Regions from separate parts of the Mus musculus genome. Here region 2 is linked to region 1. A link is a loop called in an ENCODE intact Hi-C map of the cell type or tissue named here. Cell type or tissue: heart. All regions are shown on one strand. Each heading gives the region's core, and the rest is flanking DNA. Links, peaks and the distances in the headings are about the cores only. Region 1 overlaps Ccr5 (chemokine (C-C motif) receptor 5). Region 2 has its middle 19 kb from the start of Ccr1.

Region 1 (11,125 bases), core at 1,640-9,639:
GTGGAGGGGAGGGGAGGTGGGGGGAGGGGAACCTGATCTGGTATTGGGTGAGGGAAAAGGACTGAAGGCCTGAGGGCCAGCAGAAAGAATGGAAACAGGCAACCTTAGGAAATAGGAGGTTGGAGGGGGGACCCTCCAGAAGGCACCAGAGACCTGGGAGGTGACAGGCTTTCAGGACTCAAAGGGAGGGATCTTAGATGGAATGCCCAACAGTTTGGAGAGGGAGCTTATAGAACCCACCTCCAGCAGGAAGACAGGACATCAAGTGAGGGATGGGGTTGTCATCCCACAGTCATATCTCTGACCCATAGTTGTTCCTGTCTGAAAGAATTACAGGGATGGAGATGGAGAGGAACCTGAGGAAAAGAAGGTCCAGCAACAGGCCCAAAGTGGGATACAGCTCAAGGGGAGGTCCCAAGGCCTGACACTATTACTGAGGCTATGGAGCACTCACAAAAAGTAACCTAGTATGACTGCCCTCCTAAAGATCCAACAAGCAGCTGAAGGAGTCAGATGCAGATATTTACACCCAACCAATGGACAGAAGCAGCTGACCCTTGTGGTTGAATTAGGTAAGGTTGAAAAAAGTGAAGAAGGGCAATCCTGTAGGAGGACCAACAGTCTCAATTAACCTGGACCCCCAAGATCTCTCAAACACTGGACCATCAAACAGACAGCATACACCAGCAGATATGAGGCCCCTGACACACATACAGTAGAGGACTTCCTGGGTCTGTGTTCATTCAGAGATGATGCACCTAACCCTCAAGAGACTGGAGGCCCCAGGGAATTTAGAGTTCAGGTGGGGTGGGGGGTAGAGACATCCACGTGGAGATGGGGGGCTGGGGAGGAAGTATGGGATGTGGAAGAGTCAGAGGGTGGATGGGGGGAATAAAATATGGAGTGTAAAAAAAAAAGAATCCACTTAGCATTCTGAGGTTGTTTCCATGTTTATACACAATTCCCATCGGATATCCAACTATTTTCTACAGATATACTTTTATTTATACTTTGTGTAAGAGATTTAACCCAATCTTATGCATATACAAACTAAGAATGATTTCTAGTGTCAGATGCCATCTATGAAAGGCTTCAGCAAGTGAGTTTTCTTGAGATGGCCCTATATTTTACAAAGCTGTTGATGGGTGTGTTCTGGGTTGCAGGGTCCTCAGAGACTTCATCCCAGCATTGCTTCTTGCTTCTAATAGTCCTATCTTGCCACTATTACGTAGCCTAATGATTCCTGATCATCAGCCCACTCTGTTGAGCAGATTTCCTGTAGAATCAATCTGACCATGTACTTTCATGTAGAAATTCTGTGTAGATGAGATGATGATTTCAAATTCCTGATAATGATTTTTTTAGAACTCATAAACTGATGCAAGTAATCTCAAGTCCCCTATAGAATCAAAGTTGCAAATAGAGTTCTGTAAACCTTCATGTGTCACAGGCTAATTGCACTAGGAAAAGAAAGCAAGCTTGGAACAAATTTACAAGGAAATTTATCAAGGAAACATTCCTTCTAGGTCGGGAATGAGGCCACTATCTGGTAACTAAAGGTCAAAATCTGGGAATGGTCAATTTATTGTAGATACAAGGACAGAAAATAAATGATGGATTAATCTATATATACAAGACTTCAAAATAATAAGACACAAGGCAGATGATTTGTCTTTTGACAAAACCATACTAACATGACATAAAAATTATTGCTTTAAACTTATAATGAAGTTAAGGAACTAGTAAAATATCATGAATGGTTAGTCAGGAAGTAGTCTTAATGAAAATACATGTAAACAATTCCGCTGTAACTCCTTAAGCCTTGGTGACCTATGACATGAACTTATGCCTTTAAAAAAAAACAACCAAACAAACAAAACGTATATGATCAATTATCCTGAGACTGTATAAAAACTAAGAGCAACTACAATAAAGCAGTCATTTACCCTTCTCTGCTTGATCCAGTATGCATGTATGTCTGCATGTGTGCCTTTCTTTCCTTCTCTCTCTATTTTTTCCTTTCCTTTCCTTTCCTTTCCTTTCCTTTCCTTTCCTTTCCTTTCCTTTCCTTTCCTTTCCTTTCCTTTCCTTTTTCCTTTCCTTTCCTTTTTCCTTTCCTTTTTCCTTTCCTTTTTCCTTTCCTTTTTCCTTTCCTTTTTCCTTTCCTTTTTCCTTTCCTTTTTCCTTCCCTTTTTCCTTCCCTTTTTCCTTCCCTTTTTCCTTTCCTTTTTCCTTTCCTTTTTCCTTTCCTTTTTCCTTTCCTTTTTCCTTTCCTTTTTCCTTCCCTTTTTCCTTCCCTTTTTCCTTTCCTTTTTCCTTTCCTTTTTCCTTTCCTTTTTCCTTTCCTTTTTCCTTTCCTTTTTCCTTTCCTTTTTCCTTTCCTTTTTCCTTTCCTTTTTCCTTTCCTTTTTCCTTTCCTTTTCCTTTCCTTTTTCCTTTCCTTTTTCCTTTCCTTTTTCCTTTCCTTTTTCCTTTCCTTTTTCCTTTCCTTTTTCCTTTCCTTTTTCCTTTCCTTTTTCCTTTCCTTTTTCCTTTCCTTTTTCCTTTCCTTTTTCCTTTCCTTTTTCCTTTCCTTTTTCCTTTCCTTTTTCCTTTCCTTTTTCCTTTCCTTTTTCCTTTCCTTTTTCCTTTCCTTTTTCCTTTCCTTTTTCCTTTCCTTTCCTTTCCTTTCCTTTCCTTTCCTTTCCTTTCCTTTCCTTTCCTTTCCTTTCCTCTCCTCTCTGGCTCATGTGATCAGGCCAGCAAGAGACCTGATTACAGAGAAAAGAACCAAAGTAATTAAATTTCTTTCCACCACTCCCCTCCCCCCACCTCTCTCCCACCCCCCAGCTGCTATCAGGAGGAGTTAAATTGCCAGAAGCCAGTGGCTTTGGGCCACAGAACAGCAAAGAGTTAAAGTAACAGTTAAATTGCCAAAAGTAAGAAGGTTTTGGCTCTGGGATCACCAATGCCACCCTTGCTGCCCTTCTCAGGGAACTGTGATACTAGGCTGGGTTCTAGCAGTCTAGCACTTGCCAGTTAGGGTAGAGGCTACAAATGCTCATCAAAACCACTTATTCACAGTCCTGGAACAACTCATGAAGAAAGGCAATGGACATGTAGATTAAAATAAAGAGTCTGGAGACAGTCTGAGTCTCCTGTAGTCAATCAAAAAAACCAAGGACATATTATGAGTATAAAATCAACCACAGAAATCAGCCAGAGCCCATACAAGTCTCCTCTTTTTGGAGAGCCTTCTTTCATGTGGCTATGGTTAGCTGAGAACACTGTAAAAGGGCTTTCAATCATGTTTCTGTGGATACTCTGGATTTAATAAGTTCTTATAGTGGAGTAGTGTGATTTATCTTGTCCACCAGCTTGATTGGATTGAGAAGTACCTAGAAGAACACAATAAAGCTCTTCTCTAGGTAAGTCTGTGAAGGTGTTTATAGAGAGACTTATCTAAAGGGGGAAGATCTGTCCTGAAAGTAGTAGCACCATTTACAGGTTAAAAGCCTAGATAGAATAAAAGGGGGAAAAGAGAAAAACAACCAAAGTAGCCAATTTTTCTCTGTTTTCCGAGCACCATGATGTTAGCTGTTCTGCTCTAACACTATCTTTCTGCCATGATGGACTAACTTCTGAATCTCTGAACCAAAATAAATCTTTCCTCCTTAAAGTTGTTTTGCTCATGCACTTTGTCAGAATGATAAAAACTTTTACAAAATGAATTATGGTGTATATTGTAGAATGTTAAATAGCATCCTTGACTTCATCTGTGAGATCCTATTAGTAACAAGTCTCTCAGTTCAGCTACCAAAATGTCTCTAGAAATTTCTGGATACCCCCTGAGGGTATTACCATCCTCTCATTGAGAATAACTACTCTAGGAGAATCAACAGTGGGTTAAATAAGGAAGAAATAAAATTAGGGAGCACAGAACAAAAACAATAAATTCTACATATCTTGAGTATGCCTGAAAGTTATTGAATTGGATACTAATATTAGATTCTAAAGTGTATGTCCTTGCATGGTTATAACTGGTAGATGATTGAAACCTCACTCTAAAGGCTAATGATCTCATTGAGCTACACCATAAGTCAGTTTACACAGAGTCATTTAGTGTCTTATGTGCCTTATTTGCTTCAAGATAAAAAAAAATAGACATTCTCAGAAAATTTTTACAATAGCAAATATTTACAAGGATGTCTGTGAACTAGGTGACACTATCTTAAGGTCTTATCATGCAATATCTTAGTTACCCTCTAATCAAAACTATGAGATAGATAGATAGATATTATTATACTCAATTACAGAGAAAAAAGTCAAGGCTTAAAAATAGTATGCTTTCATAGTTAGCTCAATACTGTAATGACTAAACACAAGTCAAACTATACTATTTTATGCACACCAGACTTGGAATATTCAATATAATAATCCTGGCCACATTAAAATTAAAAATAATATATAACCCACATTAGCCACATTCTACATTCATGTAATATGCTACCATATTAGAAGATATAGAAAGAAAGCATGATGTTAGGAAAATTCTATTGTGCAGCCTAGTATAGATATTTTCTATCCAAAACATCCCTGTCTGCTGATATTAGTAGTCTTCAAATTACCAAAAGGAACAAAAGGCTATAAGAACTCAGATTACTTCCTAAGCTCCCACTGCTTCAACATGATATTCAGGCCAATATGAATTTTAAGTTCTTACCTTCTCATCCCAGAGTTTGGTTTTTACCATGCAGGAAAGACTGAGCTGTCCCATTAACAGATGATTGATTTGATTATATATTGAGAAAACATTATAACTTCTTTATAGGATATTTTTTGAGTAATCTAAGATAATGGAAATAAATGTAAGTAGAAAAATCCTGGTAGAATTTTCTGGTAAATATAGACTATCCTGAAGCATTTCCACGATGTTTTTATTTTTAAACTTAGCTGCATTATGTTCAGTGATACTTAGTTTCAAGAGGGGATGTTGTCTTGACTCAAAACAAAAAGAGCAACTTATATCTGTCTTTCAGAAATATCCCTCACAGGGTCATGTTTTGTGTATAGCAAAATATGTCCAGACTGGCACTATTGGTAAGCCCATAGATTCTTTAGGAGGTGAAGTCTGGCTGGCTTGAAGGCACTAGGGATGATCCTTTGAAAGTTATAGCTTGCCCCTGCTTCTGGACTCTGCTTTCTGGACGTCTGTAACATGAACAGTCTCTGGTATACATACCCATGTACTTTGATACAATGCTATGACTTCCCCATAATGAACTAAAGCTATGAGCCAAAGTAAACTCTTTCCTTCAGTTGTTTTAGCTGAGTACTATGGTCACAGAGACACAAAAGTAACTAATGCAAGCCAAGCTTTGTTTCATGCATATATGTGCACACATTTAAATTAGGTGCCAGGCCATCTAAAAGTTACTCTCTGAATGCTAACTTTTCAACTTTTTCCGAATTAACCTTGCCTGACCAGGTCATGATCTTCTTCATTCTCCAAACCCTCACACTGTGTGACAAAGCTCAGATTCCAAACATCATATCCAGTATGACAGACTTCAACCCAGTTTTCACTACCAGTGTCTCAAACTTGGCTATTTTGAGAACCACCTGGGGAATTCCTAAGAGTTAGAAACACAGGTACATGTGGGTTGATTAAAGAGAGTTGTTCAGTGTAGAATTGTAGTGAGACTTGGTGTCAACTTCCCGTGTCATTTCAAAGTGTAGCTAAGATGAAGCCAGGACTAGAATGTAGCCTTCATTAATTGTAAACTCATCTCCTGAATTTATCTAGGCATGATTGTAAGTGGTATCAGACCCTCTCCCCACCCACTCGTTCAATGGCTTATCACCGACTGCACACTGAGATTGGAAAACACTGTCAAAACTTGCTAATTCTTGAGTCCTCTGAAACCCTCTTTGAGAGTGTGGAGTAGACTCTGCTTTTCACCTACAGAGAGAGGCACCTGGACTGAGTGATCCTCAACAGCTTTTCCATTTTAAAGGTGTATAGTTTTGTAAGAATGTTTCATCCGTGTGGATGGAATAATAATGGTAATGAAGAAAAGAGAATAAAAAGAATCAAAGAAAGCCACCTGCCTTTCAACTATATTGGAACACTGCAAACACTTGGGATATGCAGGGTTAGAGTGAAATGCAAGGAGAGTCTGGGGCACTTCATGCATGTGAAAATACCTGTTTATAAGTAATTTCCCGAGCCTTTTCAAGGTCTGGGCTCCAGCATTCTGCAGATCCACCTGAAACCATTATTTCAAAGTGTCAACTTGTATCCTCAACTGGGGCTCTTCCTGTTCTTCAGAAGCAGTGAGAAAGAGCTGTGTGTCAAATACCCTGAGCTGCTCTGGATATGCCTCTGTCCACACTGGAATTAAAGACACAAACAGTAAAAAATTCAGTGAAGCCATACTCCTTATTTGTATGATGTGGTCCATGCTGGTTGCCAAACATCTTTGTTATTTGCTAGTTGGCCACTGGAGGGCAGTATAGAATCAATATAGCCTAGGTTATTTGCAGTTTTGATAGCTTGGCTCAATCAGGAAAAGGGGTTATTTTTCACTATGTATGCTTTAAAACTCATCTTTGAGCCAGGTAATGGTAGTGCACACCTTTAATCCAAGCAATTTGGAAGCAGAGGCGGGCATATTTCATATTTGAGGCCAGCCTGATCTACAGAGGAAGTTCCAGGGCAGCCTGGACTACAGAAGAAACTCTCAAAATAGACAAACAAAATCCCCTATTTTTAAAACAAAATAAGCTCTTGAGGTATTACAGAATTATAATAACACAGAAATTATAATTCATCGAAAAAGTAACAATATGGAGCCAAATGGAACATTAAAGTATTTTTTAAATTATGAAAGAAAATATATACATAGTTATACAATACCTCAAGTGGTTTTTCTTTGTAAATTCATCTAACATATGGCAAGGTAAGAAGGAGTGTGTACATCAGCCATAAAAAAAGGGAGAGAGAGAAAGAGAGAGAGAGAGAGGGAGAGAGAGAGAGAGAGAGAGCTTTTGTAGTGGTTAGTATTGATTGATTGCTTTACTGGATTTAGAACTACCTAGGATAAACATTTCTGTCTGTACCTATGAGGATGTTTCCACAAAGGATTAGCCAAGGAGAGAAGACCCACCCTGAATATGAACAACACCATTTTATGGACTGGGGAATTGGACTGAATAAAGAGGAGAAAGAGAGCTGACACCAGCATTCAATTCTTTGCTTCCTGGATGTAGATGTGACATTACCACCAAGCTCACACTCCTAACACACCACGGTAGAATGTATTCCATCAAACTACCAACAACCGTAAAACTTTCTTCTTTAAGCTGCCTTTGTCAGATATTTTGTCACAGCCACAAGATAAGTTATTAACACACTTTCCCTCATCCCCACAAAAGCTGGCTTTATCATAGCAGATAGAGGGCTCCCTTCCCCTGACTCCTTTCTCCTAAGCCCAGCTGCCTTCCACTCTTCTTTAACACTTTCTACCTTCAAATCTAAGAGATGAAAAGCAACCCTTTGAATCTGGTGAGAAGTTACTAAACCACTCAGAGCCCATTTTACTTCCTGCTCGTTTGTCTCTTTCATTAGGAGCATTAATAGCCCGAACATCTTTGCACACCCTCTTTGGAAGCTGGGGCTGTAGCAGACTGAAAATCAGCATTGTTCCAGACTCTCCTTGGAGGATCTATCCTCTCTCTGGACAAGAAACATGTGCACAGAAATCCCAGTGTTATAGAATTTCCATTACTGAAATTATTAACACACTTGAGAGAGAGAGAGAGAGAGAGAGAGAGAGAGAGAGAGAAAGGCCTCACCCTCTCTGACTCCCACTCAAATACCAGACCATAAAGTTGCATATCTTTATTTTCAACCAGATTCTTGACTTCTGAAATAAATTCGTAAATATGTTAAAACTCTTTTGATTGAGAGTAAGCACAATTTAAAATTTACACTCTTTCAAAGCAACACTGCTCCGAAACTGCATGCTTGGACATAACATCTTTAAGAACAAATTATTATGAAAAATTGTTTAAGGAAGAAAGTTAACGGCTAAAAATACTTTCAAGGAAATATTATCATCACCACCACCCACTTAATCCAAGAACGCTATATTTAAACAAGTATTATTGGGGGCGTTCTCCAAAACAACTACTTACAAAATACTCTCATAATTTTACGTACTACTCACTAAATGTACACTTGATTGAAAGTATAAAATGCAATTTTTTTTACAAAGCACTTTTTATAAGACTCATTATCTTCAAAGAACGTATAACTTTCTATATGCTAATGAATAAAATAACCGCTGGATATGTTCACATATACTTGTAATCTCAGAACTTGAGATGTAAGCAGGAGGATCGTGAGCTTGACGCCAGTCTGAGCAACAGAGTGGGGGAGGAATGTGGATCACAAGGAAGAAAAAAGCAAATGCTCACTTCCTGCTGACAGTCCCAGGCCTCTGGTTTCACAATCGGAGCTTGAGAAAAACCAGTAACACCTCTTGTTAGGCAGAAACTTTAATCTCCTGAGAGATTCTAACCCCTTTCTTTCCTCCTCTAGCCTTCACTAGGAAGATCTCAACTGCTCTAAAATTCAAAATATCAACTGCAAAAACAACAAAAAATCCTAAACCTCTGAAATGGCCAAACTTAGCATTGTTTGTGTGGAGAAGCCATCTGGAAAGTGTGACTGAAGTCCTCATACTCAGCCTGGAACACAGAGAGCAGTCGTTATACTCTCATGGCTTCTGAGGGGCACAACAACTTGTTTCTAAAATGAATCTTCCAGAGATGATGACTGCTAAGTAAATTAGAGAAAAATTGGTGCTCTTTCCTCATCTCTTGGAGCTTCTGCTCAAGATGATAAAGTTCTGGCTTCAAACTATGGAAACAGCCCTCATCTAAAATCACAAACGTTATTATTATTCCTAGACCTCAGGCTCATGATTCATAATCCAGGTGTTTCACAGTCCCGGTGTGGTAGGATTTAGGTCTGAAGGCAGGAACAAAATGCTAGCCTGAGATAACATTATATTCCGGCTGTAAAATGAGACTACCTTCCCGGCTAAACTCTTTATTCTTCCTTTGTATTTGCTGTTTCCTCAATGGGTATTTCAACCTAACTAAGCCTAGGGGTTCTTATGCACCTCTAACTCCGATTTACCCCAAGTTCTGCTGACTCTACGTTTTATAGGCAGAAGTGGTTCTTCCCTGTTGGCAGTCAGGCACATCCATAGACAGCAAGAAGCGACTTTATGGCAATCAGGCATATTTACAGCCGCCTTTCAGGAACCCAGCGGTGAGACACGTCATCTCTAGGCCACAGCATCGGCCCTGTGTCCGTCCCTTTGCATATGGGTCATGGCACCTGCCTCAAGTCTCTTTGTGCATATTTCCCGGCCCTGATAAAAGACTCGTTCTCCCTGCTCCTCCACCCCAACCTCCCCATTCAGTTTTAAAAGACCCAATCTATCTAAAAATAAATATCAAAAAGATGCATGTATCTTGGGCCCTCTATGATACTAATTTCTTTTTTTAAAAGAACCATTCCTACTCCCAAGCTGCATAGAAAAACTACGTGATACACAAAAGTCAACCAGGTCATAAACCAGTAGAAACTTCATGTTCTCCTGTGGATCGGGTATAGACTGAGCTTGCACGATCAGGATTGTCTTGCTGGAAAATTGAACACCGTTTGCAAAAGCGTTTGACCATGTGTTTTCGGAAGAACACTGAGAGATAACTCCGGAACTTCTCTCCAACAAAGGCATAGATGACAGGGTTTAGGCAGCAGTGTGTCATTCCAAGAGTCTCTGTTGCCTGCATGGCCTGGTCTAGTCTATTAGAACTACTGCAGTTATTCAGTCCAAAGAATTCCTGGAAGGTGGTCAGGAGGAGGACAATGTTGTAGGGAGTCCAGAAGAGAAAGTAGACAATCATGATGGCAAAGATGAGCCTCACAGCCCTGTGCCTCTTCTTCTCATTCCTACAGCGAAACAGGGTGTGGAGAATTCCTGAGTAGCAGATGACCATGACAAGTAGAGGCAGGATCAGGCTCAAGATGACCATCTTTAATGTTTGGAAACTCTTCCAGAAATGATACTGAGTGTGTGGAAAATGAGGACTGCATGTATAATGAAAACCTTCTTTCTGAGATCTGGTAAAGATTATTTCTGGGAGAGAGGCAAACACAGCCACCGCCCAAGTGACTACACTTGTTATCACCCCAAAGTTGACCGTTCTGACTTTTAAAGCAAACACAGCATGGACAATAGCCAAGTACCTATCAATTGTCAGGAGGATAATGAAGAAGATTCCACCAAAATAACCAATGTGATAGAGCCCTGTGAATACTTTACACATTATGTTCCCAAAGACCCACTCATTTGCAGCATAGTGAGCCCAGAATGGTAGTGTGAGCAGGAAGAGCAGGTCAGAGATGGCCAGGTTGAGCAGGTAGATATCAGTCACGCTCTTCAGCTTTTTGCAGCTTATCAAGATGAGGAAGACCATCATGTTACCCACAAAACCAAAGATGAATACCAGGGAGTAGAGTGGGGGCAGGAGCTGAGCCGCAATTTGTTTCACATTGATTTTTTGGCAGGGTGCTGACATACCATAATCGATGTCATAGCTATAGGTCGGAACTGACCCTTGAAAATCCATCCTGCAAGAGCCTATGAATAAATAAAAGACAATGCTTAATAAAGGTTAAAGCAATTGTTGGCCTACCACAATTATTGTTTTATAACTTAGTGGGTCTTTGAGGCATAGACTTCTACATTTAATTTTCCCATCATCAGATGGCTTGAAATTCACCAAAGATGCATTTGATCAAATAAAATGTTGCTTTCCATATCAATGTGGGGTGAATTAATCTGTGAAACTGAGTCAGGTCCTCTCTAATTCATGGGCTTAAGATCTCTATAGAAGATGCTGCTTCTAGGCATTTATCCATAAATCCTAGAGTTCACACAAATGCCAGAAAGAATGAGTAGTGGGTGCTAATTACTGTTCTATGGTATGACATATGCATTTGCTAAACGCTTGAGTTAACTGCTTGAGGCAAGAAATATACTGTTTATGTTTTTCTGGATAAAAC
Region 2 (11,125 bases), core at 1,302-9,301, 180 kb after region 1:
GTACTAGGTGAAATTAAGTTGCTAGATTCTTTGTATAGTAGTCATGTTGGTCTCACTGAGATGTAACATATCCACAGAGCTGCTTTAATTCTGAAGTGTTGGATACCCAAGTCACTTATTTTCTATGCCCAGAGATAATCAGATGCTAGTGTTCAGTTTCTAGCTCGTGTCTCAGAACTGGTTCTGATTGACTTAACTGACTTTCCTACTTACTACCTGGTCACTACACAGTTTCCTTTGAACTGCTATCCATCTTAGTTCTTACTTTCTGGTTCTTTTGTATGGCTAGTTCATGAACAAAAGGGTTAATTTACTTTCTTTTCTCTCAAATTTCATCTCTTAGTCTTGGTTCAGCGGCCTGGTCTGTGAAGATCTTCTGAACCTTCCCTAACCTTTACCATTTATCTCTGCATTACTGTTCCCACGTGTTTTCCTTTTCAAAATTGATAGTATATGATACATGGCACACTATTTTGTAAAGGACTATAAAGTAATTTCTATAATGTACTGGCTAGTTTTGTGTCAACTTGACACAGCTGGAGTTATCACAGAGAAAGGAACTTCAGTTGAGGAAATGCCTCCATGAGATCCAACTGTAAGGCATTTTCTCAATTAGTGATCAAGGGGGAAAGGCCCCTTGTGGGTGGGACCATCTCTGGGCTGGTAGTCTTGGTTCTATAAGAGAGCAGGCTGAGCAAGCCAGGTGAAGCAAGCCAGTAAAGCACATCCCTCCATGGCCTCTGCATCAGCTCCTGCTTCCTGACCTGCTTGAGTTCCAGCCTGACTTCCTTGGTGATGAACAGCAGCATGGAAGTGTAAGCCGAATAAACCCTTTCCTCCCCAACTTGCTTCTTGGTCATGATGTTTGTGCAGGAATAGAAACCTTGACTAAGACACATTATTTCAAATTTTGCAGGCATTGCTGAGCTTTATTTATTTACTTCCCTGATAAAGCAAAAGGTCAACACCCTAGAAATGAAAGTAACACAAAATTCCCTGGAAACCATTCCTCAAAGTGATTAGACACGAAGGTGGGTCCCAGTAAAGCACAGTAAAGTCTGAGATGGTCTCACATGAGGACATATCTGTATAAAAGGGAAAGAACAGGAGGACTCTGCATGGATCATTAAGAAAGAACAGAAGGAACAATGCCTAAAGAATAGAACCATCTACATTTAAAGAAAACAGGAATGAGAGAGTCTTGGAATGCACTGTAATTGCTTGCACAACGTTGGTCTTGTTATCTGAGTCACATTCCTTTATGTCTGAATACTCCTGGAAAGGAACCTATATTTTTGATCCTGTGAAGTAAAGGAGAAAATGGCCCCTCAAAGAGTAAGTAGCATCAGTAAAAGCATGATGTTAAACTCAAACAGTGGAAGAAAGCAAATAAAAGTTAAAGTTAAAGATTCAAATAAAAAGTTAAAGATTCAGCTCGGCCATGCATCCTGCAGGAGTCAGCAGGATAGCCTAGGCAGAAAAATACATTTATTTCACTTTGTCCATGACACTTCTAGGAGATCAGATGATGTGCAGGTTGAAAGGCCAGCGGATGCAAAGATGTGGAAGTGAAAAATAACTGGTCTCTCTGAAGGAACAGAAAGTAGCCCACAGGACAGGAACACAGCATAGGTTGAATGAGCAGGAAGAGGGAAGAGACTGGAGTGGTCAGCAAACACCAGACAACAACAGACTTTGTAAGCCACATTTAAGTCTGCACCAAACTCAATCAGCAAATTAGTCAAATTCAGGAATGACATAATCTGATTTCAAGTTTACAAGGGTCATTTTGGATGCAAAACAAAAGTATTAAGAAAGGTAATACAGGAGATGAATGTCAAAAGAAAGTTGAGGAGTCCAAGAGATGAAATGATAACAACTCAACTTGGAAGCTGACAATGAGGAAAGAGGCAACTGGGAAAGCACTCAGAAGGAAGGGTCACTAAAACTGTGTGACTAGAAAGGTGTAGGCAGGAATACCAGCTACCTGTTCCTGGCATCCCACTGGAGGGCATTGTCTTGGTCTAAGATGGGGAGCACACAGGGCAAAACATTGTACTGAGCCAGGTTCAGATGTACCACATTTGCTCATACATATCTAGACACTTCCACATGGTCTTCTAAAAGCCAGGACTTTGGTAACCAAATGGCTTCAAATAAAATGTAAATTTCCTGTTCTTAGAGAACCTTAACATTGGGCCACCTAAGTTTGTAATCACCAGCCAGAAGTCAATAGGTAACAAACCACACATCAAATCTGTCTGTTGGCTTTTGTTGTACCAACCTGGAGTTAATAATGACTTTTAGAAAACAAATAATATGCAACAGAAATCATATGTGGTCCATGAAGCCTGTATTCACTATCTGTTTGTTTAAAGAAAACATTTGCCAAGCAGGCTCTGAGCATGGGTCTGTATTTTGGTGGGGCATTTCTTCTCTGGTTTCATGGTCCATCCAGCACTTGTCTTTCCAAACATACCTCACTTGAGCTCGTTATTCTAAATCCCGACTTAAAGTGGCAAGATGAGAAAGGGCCAAGACAAGGCAAGGCAAGAAAAAATTTTAATAAAGGGCAAAGATAAAATAGTGAAGGAACAGAGTAGTGATAGAAAACAAAGAGGGGGGGCTACTTATCATTTTCTAAGGTCAAGAAATTAAGTATTTCAGAAGACAACACGAGGTTCAGGGCCTTTCTTGGAAGACATCTGAACATGGTAGCTTACAATTAGTTTGAATACAGCAATAATAAGATCCAAGTCACCAATAATTCATTGGTATCACATTAAGTAAATAAATCAAAGCACTCCTCTTTGGTGTCATTTAACAAAGAGCAAAAACAGATTTGAATTCTCTACTTCACACACCCTGTTTTCTGTTCACAGTTGAAAAGGTTCATTCAAGAGAGAACACCCTTGGCAATGATTTATCACAAATTCATCCTTTATATAGTTTTATCAACTGATGGTTCTAGAAGGTTCTAGAAAGGTTCCACGGGACTATCCTACTTGAACAGGTTAAAAAAAAAATTCTTGAGTACGTCAAACCTAATAGAGGAGGGATCTGAAGGGGCTTTCTGGCCGGAACTACTCTCATCTCTCACATGATCTTCATTGAAGCCTTGACCTTGATAATAAGGTATGAACTTCAATGTTTGGACACTGTCTGGATTTCTCCAGCAGGGTCACACACCAGCCTCCAAGAGTGTAACTCCTTCAGCTCACATATGCTCTGTCATCATCCTCGAACATAGCTCCTACTGAAGTTGCTGGCCCAGTTGGCCGTTGGCTTTCCTGGGTGTAACTAGAACCTACCCCACATCTTACAGCCTAGATTTTGAACACAGTTCAAGCTGCTTTTGTTCTCACATGTTATCTTTCTGAGATGTTTTAGAGTAAGTTTAGAGGACTGGACCCTTAAGAACTTCCTCAGTACTTCAGTGCACATTTACTAAGATATTCTCATGCAGTCACAGAATAATCACCAAAACCAGGAAACCTAGCTCTTAACTGATGCTCTGGTCCGAAGTCTATGTCCACCTATTGTGAATGCCCTGAAACTGTCCTTCATAATCTCTGTCTTCCCATGTTTAACCTAAGTGAGGCCCTTGAATTCAACTCTCCCATCCCTTCATTAGGCTTCCTAGCCCCTCTATCAAGCTCTTCTGTCCCTCTATCAAGTTCTATAGGCTCTCCGTGATTCTGTCTCTCAATCAAGATCTACTGGCTCAACAAGTTCTGTTTTCTTCTCAAACTTTCCTATCTCTGAAGCCCACCTTGCCCTAGAGAAACCTTTGCTTGGCCTGTTTCATGGTAGAGCCAGGGATGCTCACAGCCCTCATCTTCACAAGGACACTTGTGCTTGCCCAGCTAGTTTCTTGGCTTTCTCCTCATAGTCCTTCCTGAAGCATACCTTCCTGATTGCTCACAATCAGGGGAAGTATTCTCTCTGGTGTTTCTTATGATTTCTTTACAGGCAGGAATATGTGTTTCCGGTAACTTCATGCTTGTTCCCCTTTTATAGTAACCACACATTTTATTGTAAAACAACATGCCATTCATGATAAAAGAAACTTCTTGAAAAGGAAGAGAACATAATGTGAAATTGTCTTCCTTCCATGTATAGCAACTCCAAGGATGTATTTTACATGGTGAAAGGCATTGTGCTTTGCCATCATGCTCCTCTCTCCTCTCTCCTCTCTCGTCTCCTCTCTCTCTCTCTCTCTCTCTCTCTCTCTCTCTCTCTCTCTCTCTCTCTCTCTCTCTCTCTCTCCTTCCTCCCCCTCTATCTCTCTGAGTTGTTTTTGTCTTTATAAGATCCCACATTGTAGTTTAGGCTAGCGTACATTCACCAAGTAAGCCAAACTAAGCTAGAATGTGCAGCAAACCCCTACCTTGACCTCCCAATAGCTGGGATTGCAGGCATGGTCTTTTCACATTCTTTAAGATGCAGGTTGTCCCTTGTCACTCACTCTCTTTCACACATAGCCCTCAGGCTAAAATGCCCATGTAATAGTGCACTATCTGACCTCATCTCCTGATATGTAATTCTTGTGCTACATGCAGAGGGAAACTTCCTGCTGTGATACCCACCTGATGAGGTTTAAAGCATGGGTAGATGAAGTTTGAGGAAGGTAAAAATTACCTTCAAGAAATTTGACAGTAGAAAGGTCACTTGCCAAGATTGCAAAATCACTTTAGTAATGGGATTTGAACCAAATTTCACATCCATAAATTTAGAACATGGGGCATACTCAGCGGAGTCTAAAATGATGAGGAAGAAGAGGGAGAAAGATACTCAGGCAGTTGTCATGGTTTGCCATGGAAAAGGGTCTTTGTAATTAAGTCTTAGAAGAGAAATCAGGGGAAAGCAGGGTTTGACTTTACAACTGTGTAATTAACTTCCAGGTGTTTTTATCTGCTCATGTCACCAACATGCCAATAACCTCCACTGACAGCCTGAGAGGCAGTGCAATGACTTCTGTGGCACACTGCTCCTACTGACATACTCGCACAGGAGAATGCAGCCTAACTCTGTAACCACTGAACTTCTGGTTTTGCCAAACCTGCTAGAGAAAGATGTGAAGACACCACAGATCATGCTGTCCAATTTTACCTGAGAGGACTGGACTCTAGTTAGGAATATGGTGTTATGTGCTGGACACAAATCTGGACTTCTATGTGGTCGGGAACAAGTTAGGCTGGGCTCTCCTATCCTTGTCAGAGCTCAAGAGAACAAATGTAGATGTTCCAAAGTTTGCTAACGTTGTGCCCTGTCATTTTAGGGACTGAGAGGGAAACATCTCCCTTTTTGTCTGTGTGTTTGTTTACTTGTTCGTTTGTTTTGAAACAATGTATCCCAGACTGGCCTTAATTTTACTTTGTAACTCAGGATGACCTTGAATTTCTGATCTTCCTGTCTCAATTTCCTGAGTACTGGGATTACAGGCGGCACTAACACATCTGTTTTATGCAGTGATGGGAATCAAATCCATGATGTTGTACGTACTAGGCAAGCATTCTACTATCAGAGCTACATTCCCAGCCCATTTCCAGGATTTTTGCATGGTAAAATAGCCATTGAATTTACCATTTTAGCTATTTTCAAGTGTACAGTTGAAAATGCAACCCTCAGCACCACTCAGAACCTTCTTAGCTTTCCATGATGAAACTCTGCTCCCCTTGAACATTACTTCCCTATTACTCCTTCTCTTCAGCTTCCACAACCCCATTCAGCTCCCACAACCCCATTCGGCTCCCACAACCCCATTCAGAGCCTGTTTCTGGGAACATGAACCACTCTGTGTCACCAGCTTAAGCTCACTCAGCATCATGTCATATGTTCGCCTATTCTGAACTTTGTGTAGAATTCTCTGATTCTATAAACCATGAAACTACAAAATGTAGGTGAAAAAAAAACAAAACAAATGATAAACAGATACAGCGTCAAAATCTCAGCAAAGGAGCTGGAGAGATGGCCAATCAGTTAAGAACACTTGTTGTTCTTGAGAGTTCAGTTCCTAGTACCTGCATCAAGCACTCATAATGTCCTCTTCTCACTACCAAATGGACCCATATGCATATGGTGCACATGTATGCATGCAGACAAAATACTGTGTGTGTGCCCGGCAGTGGTGGCACACACCTTTAATCCCAGCACTTGAGAGGCAGAGGCAGGTGGATTACTGAGTTCGAGGCCAGCCTGGTCTACAGAGTGAGTTCCAGGACAGCCAGGACTATACAGAGAAACCCTGTCTCGAAAACAAAACAAAACAAAACAAAAAACAAAAAAACCCACTCTCTCTCTGTGTGTGTGTGTGTGTGTGTGTGTGTGTGAGCATGCATACATGTAAACTGTTCTATGAAACAAAAAATAAATTGTATTCCATTCAAATCAAAACTTTTTTAGTTTGAGAGAAAATTTGTAAACCACTTATCTAAAAACATTTATTTTCAATACATAAAGACCTCTCAATACTTAATATTAGGGCTGAGAGTGTGGCTCAGTGATAGATACTTGTCTGGCATGTGTAAGGCTCTGGGTTCAATTCCCATCACCATAAAGCAAAATATTCTTTTTAAAGTTTAACATTTACAAATCCAATTAGAAAACAAGAAAAATATATAAAAATATTTCACCGAAGAATCCATAAATGGGCTGAAAAGATGGCTCAGCAGGTAAAAGCACATGTCATGCAGGCCTGACAACCTGAGTTCCATCCATGGTAGAAGAGAACCAATTCCATGAAGTTGTCCTCTGACCTCTATGCCATGGTATACATGTGCCTGTACTCACATCATATGCACATGGTGATACAATTAAAAGTTGAAAGAGAAACCATAAAGAAAACCACTATATACAATAAAACATGTTCAGAAGCACCAGCCACTAGGGAAGTGCAGCTCCATTTTACATCCTGGGTCACAAAAGTGCTGGTGAAAATTAAAGTGTGCACAGCACACTCTATGATAAAGACTGGCAATATCTTTAAAAAGTAAATGTGCAATACCACAACAGTTGAAAACCTGGCCATTTGTCCCAGAGGAATAGAAACATATGTTTACAATAAAAACCTGTGTGAAGTTTTATTTGTGATAGCATCAAACTAGAAGCCATTCCTAATGTCCTTGGATAAGAAACTGTATATCCAACCAAAATGTTTCACCCAACAATCATAAAGAATAGGCCACTGGGATACACTATAATTTGGATGCATCTGAAGGGCAGAGTTGGGCTGGGGGACAATCTCAAAACATTTTTTGTGGTTTCATTTACATAACATTGTCATGTGACAAAGAGAGATAAAAAAAAAACAGGCTGGTGCTTTCAGAAGAAACTAATGGAGTCTAGTGTGTTTATCAGCACATGGCATACAGAGGTCTTTGCGATGCTAGAGTGACCCTGCATCAAGATTATGCTAATTACTAGATTCTGTATGTGATAATAATGATAAAGAACTATAGAAATGTACTGTGCCAAAGTCTAATCTTGTTATGATATCAAACTGCTATGAAAGCTTACATGCTTGTTATTCACTACTTGAAAATCTTCATCTCAAAGGTACAATTCAGAAAAGCAAAATTCTTTTGAAAGAAAAATAGCTTTGGAATCAGATAAACCTCCTTCCTAAGTTCCTGCTCACCTTGCCTCCCTCTGTGTCTCTTCCCACATCCTTGTTCTTTACAGAGTGTTGTCAACTCTCTGCCTCCATGTGATGGCACATGGATATTCCCATCACTCAGCTAGGCACTCTGAGGGCAATTTGAAGGTTACAACGCACATTTAAACGTCATAGATCTGTTTTTCTCAGATTATCAGAGCATTATCCCTCCTGTCTTTCATTCTGCTGTGGCTCTTTATTTTTGCATCTCCTCTACCCATCCTGGTGAGCCCTCTGCTCCCTGCCTTCCTGTGTCTTCATCACACACACTTCCCTTAGTAAGTTCAGCCACACAGGGACTGCAATGGTTGCAATGTCACCGAAGTCATTGTCATTTCTCTTGCATTGGCTCTTCCCCAGTATCCTCTGACCCTGATCAGGGCTCCAGCATCCAGATTCCCAAATCAACAGTCTAGTTATTCCTTATATCCCACACCCACTTAGATCAGGCAATTGCACCTCCTTCTTAAAGTCTCTGGAGCTCCTTCTCTGTTCTTCCCTTCTCCGCACTCCACTACATTAGCCCAGATACATGGCTTTGGGGCCTTCCTTGTCAAGTCTGTTGTCCTCATCGTCTCTCCAATAGCCAAACAGAACTGACTAAAATAAGAATCTGACTGTCCCTCTCTAATCCAAAATTCCTTCCAATTTGACTAAATTCTACTCTTATTCCACAAAATTTTATTAAGTACTGTCTCAGAAGCTACTCTTGATGTGATAAATGGATTGCTAAATAGATTCTACCTGTTAGACCAACAACAAAAAGCAGTATCTTGCACTTCTCAGAGCTTATATTTTACTAGATATCAAGATAAGATAGAAAATAAATGCTAGAAGAATCTTAAGACAAAATTAAAAGACAAAGAACAAGGAAGTAGCAGAATAGCAGACTATATCTAACAAGAGTTTCTTCCTCATCTGACCTTCCCTCCATCCTGCCTTCCTTCTTTCCTTCCTTCCTTTTTCAGGTACTGGAAGTTGAATCCAGATCCTCACACAAGCTTGGAAAGCACTCTACCACTGAGATAGATCTTCAGTTGCCTTATTACTTTCTTTTTATTTTGACACATCTTACCAAGTTATCCAAGCTCATAGCTCACAATCCTATCTTAGCCTTCCCAATAACTGAGATTGCAGGCCTATGCCACAGCCTGGTTATGTTGTCCAAATTTGTCAGACAATACCTTTTTAATTTAGATATGCAATACTGCCCCAAAAACTCATGTTGAAGGATTGGTTCTAGCTAGTAGCACTGACAGGTGACTGAATTATGTGGGCTCTGACATAATCAATGGATTAATTCATAATGAGTACATAGACAAATGAGATATAGGGTCTGGGTAAGAGAAACTAGTCACTGAAAGTGTATATTTAAAAGGTATATGTTATCCCTGACCCTTTTCTTTCTGTTGCTCTACTTCCTGGCTACTATGAGGTGAACAATGCCTCATACTAGCCCCTTGTAGCATGATGTTCTCTTGGCCAAAAACAACAGAGCTAGTAACCATGGACTAAAACTTCTAAAACCATGAGACAAAACACTTCTTTCCTCCTCTTAGATTGTTATGCTTGTATTCATCCCAGTGACAAAAATCTGACTAACACTCTATCTCACAATGTTTTGAAACAGGAAAGCAGTGTGATTGCTTAACAGCCAAGGGTCCTACCTGTACTGAGCTGTATTCATGTTCCTCTCCAAATGAAGCAACAGCCCATCCTAACCTATAAACCCCTAGTAAACGTTAATAACACCCTTTTATGGCCAAACATACTCTGGAATATATCAGAGAAGCAAGGATAATGAATCAGTAGTTTTTGAATCAGTCCAGCCTGGACTAGTTTTTATTGTACGCACAAAAGATGAGCTGTATCCAATCAGAGAATTTTTTGAGATAACCCCTATATTCCATGTTATTCTTATGCATAATAGTCATGATTAAAATAAGATGCATCATGGGAAATGACATGTTCAGTGAACAAAGACTTACATAGTCCACGCCTGTCAGTTTAAACAGAAAATCACTCACACCCAATCCTTAGCAATGAACTCTTCTTTCTCCTAGACCTTCAGAAGAAAAACCCAAGTAATAACCAAGCACTCTTGAGCTGGATGCTTCCTTAGACACAATTGCTTCCTTGCACTGTATGGACTCTGTACTTTGTTTCTGAATAAAATCACTTGCACTATGTTTTCAATTGTTTGAACAAAATGTAATAACCTAGAAATACCAGCCATGCAGAGAACCCTGCAAATCAGTCAGAGACCCGAGAAAAAGAAAAACAAGGCCATGCATTTGCCTGGGGGGAGGGCAATGTGATTAGGGAGAAGGACTAGTACAAAGGTCCTAAGGTGGAAAGACACTTGAAGAACAGCAAGGAGACCAGTGTGGATAGAGGAGGGATTGGCTGTGAGGATGTGTGGAAAATAAGACCAGAAAAGTGGCAACACCTGGGTTCATGTAATGGATATGAACTCCATGCAAACCCTTTCACGATTTGGCCTTTCCTACCAGGGTTCTTGCTTACAAATTCTTTCTCAGATTCCTTCATGTTGCTCCAAACCATATATTTTGCAAGTGGACTGTTCTACAGTCAACTAGAACACAGTTTCTCTATGCCTGGCCAGGCCTTCTTACTAAACATACCCTGGACAGGGTTGGGAGTGTCTCTGAAACCCCAGGCCACAGGATCATCCCACTTGTGTTCTCAAGAGTGCTCTGTAAGAGCCCTGGGTTCTCTGATTTGCCATTTTCCCTAGGTTGGTCTTTTTGTGTTCCCAGCTCCCAGAGTAATTAATGTCAAACACTGAGAGTTGGGCTGAGAGACATGTGGGCATCTCTGGTCTCCCCCAAGCAAAGGCAAATGCTCCAGAATATTCTTTTACTCTGAGTATCACCACAGTCAGAGCTCCGATGTTCTCAACTTCTCTGCCTAACTCTGAGTTTGTTTTGTGTAGCACTGTTTTGCCAAGGGCAAGAATGGCCTTTTTAACTTGATAATTTTTTGTCAAAATATACTTAATAAAAAAGATGGATGATTCTATGTTAATAAAAAGTTGTGGACTCCTCCTCCTCCTCCTCTTCCTCTTCCTCTTCTTCTTCTTCTTCTTCTTCTTCTTCTTCTCCTCCTCCTTCTCCTTCTTCTTCTCCTCCTCCTCCTCACCCTCCTCCTCCTTCTCCTTCTCCTCTTCCTCTTCCTCCTCACCCTCCTCTTCCTCCTCCTCCTTGTTCTCCTTCTTTCTGTTTTGTTTTTGAGACAATGTTTATCTATGTATCCTTGGCTGTCCTGGAACTCACTCTGTAGACCAGGTTTAACTCTAAGATCTGCCTGCCTCTGACTCCTATGTTCTGGGATTAAAGGTGTGCACCTGGCCAGAACTTTCTTCTTACTCTTAGCTGTACTCTCATCTGCATGCAATCTTGTGCTGATCCAGTGAAATCAGCTAAAATTGGATTATTCACTTATTTC

Evidence for each region. A loop is a pair of places that touch in the nucleus more often than their neighbours do. Peaks named below come from ENCODE experiments on the same cell type or tissue, not always from the same donor. Only the 100,000 strongest peaks of a DNase experiment are listed, where the experiment ranks them.
Region 2: a loop joins it to region 1, with 2.5 times the contacts of the local background. A loop is called at or near these places in 3 of 42 quality-filtered maps.

Annotation. Positions count from the first base shown.
Region 1 is chr9:124,123,926-124,135,050 of GRCm38, reverse strand. It overlaps Ccr5 (chemokine (C-C motif) receptor 5), which reads right to left. Exons shown (of 2, transcript NM_009917.5): 2 at 7,868-10,700. The coding sequence starts at 10,689. The coding sequence ends at 9,625. Among named protein-coding and RNA genes, the nearest start is that of Ccr5, 7.9 kb to the right of the region's middle. In heart, for the core only: CTCF peaks have their summits at 6,282 and 6,483 (motif pointing right); DNase peaks (open chromatin) are centred at 8,450 and 9,290; H3K27ac peaks cover 1,223 bases.
Region 2 is chr9:123,944,223-123,955,347 of GRCm38, reverse strand. No RefSeq gene overlaps it. Among named protein-coding and RNA genes, the nearest start is that of Ccr1, 19 kb to the left of the region's middle. In heart, for the core only: no CTCF peak of the experiment used is centred there; a DNase peak (open chromatin) is centred at 5,727.